Linked DNA regions of Homo sapiens: region 1 is linked to region 2. Evidence: chromatin contacts called from ENCODE Hi-C or POLR2A ChIA-PET data. All regions are on one chromosome and are shown on one strand. The core of a region is the stretch at or near the end of the contact, and the rest is flanking DNA. Distances in the headings are between cores, read along the strand shown.

What was found. A loop is a pair of places that touch in the nucleus more often than their neighbours do. ChIA-PET counts read pairs that join two places held with the same protein, here RNA polymerase II (POLR2A). Pooled maps may share reads with other maps.
Region 1: a pooled map shows a loop between it and region 2 (2.3-fold over the local background). The contact joins the enhancer-like site here to the promoter of RPEL1 in region 2. A Hi-C loop is called at or near these places in 2 of 50 pooled maps. POLR2A ChIA-PET finds 5 or more read pairs at or near these places in 3 of 52 experiments (AG04450, HepG2 and activated CD4-positive, alpha-beta T cell).

Annotation. Positions count from the first base shown.
Region 1 is chr10:102,996,572-102,999,542 of GRCh38, reverse strand. All of the region lies in intron 1 of CNNM2 (cyclin and CBS domain divalent metal cation transport mediator 2), which reads right to left. Among named protein-coding and RNA genes, the nearest start is that of CNNM2, 80 kb to the right of the region's middle. Within about 2 kb of position 1,407, at least 2 of the 41 ENCODE cell types and tissues checked have a DNase peak (open chromatin) inside an H3K27ac peak, as active enhancers do.
Region 2 is chr10:103,244,594-103,247,329 of GRCh38, reverse strand. It overlaps RPEL1 (ribulose-5-phosphate-3-epimerase like 1), which reads right to left and starts at 1,443. Exons shown (of 1, transcript NM_001143909.1): 1 at 1-1,443. The coding sequence starts at 1,333. The coding sequence ends at 647. RefSeq lists an enhancer at 2,525-2,574.

The sequences.
Region 1 (2,971 bases), core at 158-2,657, 250 kb after region 2:
CAGCTTTCCATTTGAGTCTTTAATTTCTTTTAATGTTTTAGTTTGTAGAACACAAGTTTTGAAATTTTTAATTAAATTATTCCTAAGTATTTTATTGTAAATAAAACTCTTTTCTTAATTTCATTATCAGATCCAAGTGTATAGAAATATAAGCAATTTTTGGCCGGGTGCAGTGGCTCACGCCTGTAATCACAGCACTTTGGGAGGCTGAGGCGGGCAGATCACAAGGTCAGGAGATCGAGACCATCCTGGCTAACCTGGTGAAACCCCATCTCTACTAAAAATACAAAAAAAAAAAAAAAAAATTAGCCGGGCAGGGTGACGGGCACCTGTAGTCCCAGCTACTCGGGAGGCTGAGGCGGGAGAATGGCGTGAACCCAGGAGGCGGAGCTTGCAGTGAGCCAAGATCGCGCCACTACACTCAAGCCTGGGAGACAGAGCAAGACTCCGTCTCAAAAAAAAAAAAGAAAAAAGAAATATAAGCGATTTTTTTGCCTGTAATCCCAGCTACTCGGGAGGCTGAGGCACAAGAATCACTTGAACCCAGGAAGCAGAGGCTGTAGTGAGCCCGGATTGCGCCACTGCACTCTAGCCTGGGCAACAGAATAAGACCCTGTCTCAAAAAACAAACAAAAAGAAATAAGTGATTTTTTAATATTGCTCTTGTACCCTGCAACCCTGCTGAACTCATTTATTAATGCTAATAGGTTTTTTTGTTTGTCTTTTAGTAGAGACAGGGTTTCACCATGTTGGCCAGAGTGGTCTCAAACTCCTGGTTCTCAAGCAATCCAACTGGCTTTGCCTCCCAAAGAGCTGGGATTACAGGCGTGAGTCACCCTGCCGGCCTAAACCTAATAGTTTTGTAGTCGATTCCTCAGCATTTTCTATATAGAAGATCGTGTCACCTGTGAATAAAGTTTTATGTCTGCCTTTCCAATCTTGGTGTTTACCTTATCCCTTCGAAGGGCTATATGTTATTCATTCATTATAATCACATTGATAATTTTAAAGACCTTGCCCAGAGACAAGCCTGTGTTTTTCTAGTTCCTTAGATTTGTTTACTTTAAGTTCGCATATATACGTGAAGGATCTGTAACAAAATACTCAGAAAATAATACAATCTAGAATACATTTGAGCTGCATTTGATAGTTAAAGAATGGAAAGTACTTATCTTTAACAGTATTGAATAGCCTGTCAATTATGCATATTGATGTGCTTAGCCAGGCCATTCTAATTTCCTCTGTCACCTACTAAATAAAGCCCAGAGGGGCTTCCCTGCTGTAGATACAGGTAAAACTGCTCTGCAAATAGAAGTATGCATTCGCTGAACACCCACACCACTGCCTGAAGTCATTATTTGCATTATGAGTAAGAAAAACACAAGTGTGGCTTCAGTCTAAGGGACTAATCCTGCTTTTACAAGCCAGAAAATAAATGCCCACTAATGTGGCATCAGAAGAGAGTTTGTTAACTCTAACTTAATCAGAGCCATCAAGAAACAGAAAAAAAAAACAAAAACACTTGAACACTGACATAAAGCCATAAATATGGTGTGTATCTAGTTCAGTGCAAGTCATGTTAAACATGACTTTTTATTCTCAAGGTGTTTGTTCTAAACCATGAAGTAATGTCAGTATATTCTTTTACTCTTGCAATGTTTAGAGTTGCTACAGATTATGATACAAAGCCATTTGTAAAAGGGGAGGAAATGAGCTATAAAATCATATTAGAAATCTAATGGGACTGCAAACAAAATTAAAATGTATCTTTCTTGCTTAATATTGTAGCTTTATCCTGTACATTGATTTTTGTTCTTAATTGAAGGACAGCTTCATATGGGACCTTATAATGGTAACTTTATATTATTTGGGTCTTTTTCTTAACTGCTTTTTATATAAATTATACTTTATAAATATTTTACAAATATTTTACAAACTTAGTTGGTCTACAGCATGTGACTTCCACATTTTAGACAAATGCTACATAAATATTAAAACCAAGAATCTAGACCTCACATCTGTCTTCCCATTATATTTATTCTTCAGAATTCGAAGCAAACTTTTATACATATTCAATATCCAGAAAGAGAAAACAGAAAACAGGAGAAAACTATCAAAATAATATTTGGAAAGAACATGCATCTTCAAACTAAAATGGCCTATCAATGGCCCGAACAGCAAGTTGTAAAAGACCTATTTCCAATCTTTCAAAATACTAAGATTCTGAAAAGCTTCCAGAGAAATCAGTCACCTGCAGTGGATCAAGAATTAGGATAAAACTGGCCTCCTCATTATTAAGACTGGATGCTTGCAGACAATGAAGCAATCCATAAGAATTCTCAGGGAAAATTCTCTTCAATCTAGAATTCCATTCTCATCCCAACTCTCATCAAATGTAGAGCTAAATGAAAGGACTCAGAAAGTATCCTTTCTCTTCACCTTCTTTAGGACAGTCCTTACTGACATGTTTCATCAAAATCAGGGAGTATGTCTAGAAAGGAGAGGATATGGGATCCAGGAAATAATCTAGGAAAGCAGTAATGGGAAGTCACAGGATGTCAGCTCTAGAGAGCAGTCAGCCCAGTTTGGAGAAACAATGTGCTCTAGGAGGAGGTTGGAGATGTGAGTGAATAGAATAAGAGAATGAATTATACAATGGAGAGCTTGAAAATAATTGAGGACATAACAAAGGCAAATATCTCGTGGAAGAAAGGCCATGAGAAAATAAATGCTGTACAAGGAAAGAAAGGTATACTACTAGGATATGAAGTGAACAATTTTTATGTAATTATGATAATGCAAATAAATTAACTTTTAGATTCAACCTATTCACAAATCAAAGTTTTTTGTTTTGTTTTTGAATCAGGGTCTTGCTCTGTTTCCCAGGCTGGAATATAGTAGGGCAATCACAGCTTACTGAGCTTCAACCTCCCACCTCGGCCTCCCGAGTACTAGGACTACAGGCATGCGC
Region 2 (2,736 bases), core at 194-2,693:
TTTAACGTCCTTAAGAATGGTGGGGAGGAATCACTGAATAACCTGCTTTGACAAAAACACCCTGATAAAATCTATGCTTGTATTTTAGAACCCCTGGGTTTCACGCATTGTTTTTATAGTTTTTACACATTAAGTGTAAGGTGAAAAGTGATAGATTTTAAGAACCAAGAATATGGTATGCCATCCCACCCAAACTTATAAACAAATCACAAATAACATGAAATAGAAAAAAGCCATAAAGACTTCCTTTGCTTTTGGAAAACAGCTGAGAAACAACAAAATTCTTTTCAGAAGTACAGACAAAATTTGTTTTTGTAGTGTAGCTAATATGCCCTCCTTAGGCATTAAGACACTTTTCTGTTTGTAACCTTAATGCAGCCGTATTTTTACTCTTTATAAAAATCAAGTCTCTCAATAAAAACAGTATCTTACTCACTAATCATTAAATTGCATCACTAAAAATGTAGTTATACACACCAATTTCTGACCTCTTAGAATATTCTGCACAATCAGTTTTAATCACTGGAATGAATAACTGCTCAAAAAAGCAGTACAGCTTCAATTTCATGATGATTTGGTAGTCAATATTCCTGTTTTCCAGTAAAAGGGAGATTTCATGAACAGAAACATTGGGCTCCTTATGGTTTCATCGATCAAGAGAACGTTTCTGAGCAGCTTCTGAGCAAATATTTCTTAATAGGTTGATCACAGATCTGGGGTCTTCACTCCTCATAATAGCACTGCCAGATACAGTCATGTTAGCTCCTGCCTCTGCACACTTATGGACAGTGTCAGAACCTACTCCACCATCGCCCTCTATATCCAAAGATGGGAACTGGGTCCTCAACCAGTGAACCTTTGGCATCATATCTTCCATGAATTTCTGCTCTCCAAACCCCGGTTCCACTGTCATAACCAAGGCCATATCTATTTGATTAGCCCATGGTGCCAAATACTCAACTGAGGTTCCTGGTTTGATGGCAAGGCCAACCTTCATCCCATTCTCCCGAATGTCTTTAATCAAAGTCCCTGGGTTCTCAGTAGCCTCGAGATGAAAGGTGTACTGATTGGCTTCTGCTACAGCCATTGGCTTTACCCACTGTTCTGGCTTGGACACCATCATGTGCATGTCAAAGAAAGGGTCCTGGCCTAGCTGCTTTCGAAGGCTTTCTACCACAGGGTGACCAAAGGTGATGTTGGGAACAAAATGCCCATCCATTACATCCAGATGCAGATAATCGGCCCCAGAGTCTAGCATCTGGAGGCACTTGGCCCCTAAATTGGCCAGGTCGCTGTTGAGGATGGACGGGCCAATCTTGCAGCCCGACGCCATACCGCTGGCTCCCAAGAACAAGTTACCCCACGAGTCCCCGGCAAGACTAGAGCCCACTTTTTTTTTTTTTAAAACCAGGAAATTCTACCAAAGAACCACAGTTTGGCCAGGCACAGTGGCTCATGCCTGTAATCCCAGCACTTCAGGAAACCAATGCAGAAGGATCACTTGAGCCCAGGTGTTTGAGACCAGCCTAGGCAACATAATAGGAACCCGTTTTTACAAAGTAAAAAATTTGCCTGTGTGATGGCACATGCCTGTGGTCCCAGGTACTCGGGAGGCTGAGGCAGGAGAATTGCTTGAGCCGGGGAGGCTGAGACTTCAGTGAGCCATGATTGCGCCACTGCACTCCAGCCTGGGCGACAGAGTGAGGCCCTGTCTCAAACAAGAGACAGAAAACAAACAAAAAAGAAACCCCGAAACATAGTTTGGAGAGAACTATATAATAGCAGTCAAGTACAGGCTGTGAATTCTGTAGGTTTAAAAAAATGGTGAGGGATGGCCAGGTGTGGTGGCTCACGCCTGTAATCCCAGCACTTTGGGAGGCCAAGGCAGGTGGATCAGCTGAGGTCAGGAGTTCGAGATCAGCCTGGCCAACATGGTGAAACCCTGTCTCTACTAAGAATACAAAAATTAGCTGGGCGTGGTGGCACGTGCCTGTAACCTTTGCTACTCGGGAGGGTGAGACAAGAGAATCACTTGAAGCCGCGAGGTGGAGGCTGCAGTGAGCGGAGATAATGCCATTGCACTCAGCCTGGGTGACAGAGCAAGACTCCGTCTCAAACAAACAAACAAAAATGGTGCGGGATACCCTGGGAGGCATGGTTCAGGGATCCCTTCTGGAAGAGTTGGATATGAGAAGGTCTGAAGATTTAGGGTTTGGAAGAGGCACCAGTTGGAAGGTGGAACAGCATAAGCAAAAGCAGTAAGAGAAAGTTGAGAGCACAGAGAGGAGACTGACTCTTCCATCGTCAAGGGACTGGCCTGGGGAGTGTCTTCAGCGGGGAAGGAAAAATACCCTCCCTGGCCGGGTACTTTGGGTTTTCCTCACATTCTCGGCCAGCTCCTGATCTTACCCAACCAACCCCAGGAGCACCCCAAGCAGCAAAGACTCTGCACGTTTCATGACTACCACCAGGAGGCAGTATGGCCCAACAACTTGGAGCATCAGGGTTCATTCAGTTCCTAGTTTGTTCCAAGAGCTGATCTAGGAGCATGAAAGTGTCCACCAATCTAATATTTGTGGAGCACTTTGCATGGAGTTTTCAAAGTACTTTAACCCCGGTGATCTGATAGAATACTAACTACAACCCTGTGTGGTCTCTATGTGTTGGTATTATCTACCTAGAGGAACCGATGTTGAGGATTTAAGTGAATTATTCAAGTTCATTTAGACTGTGCGG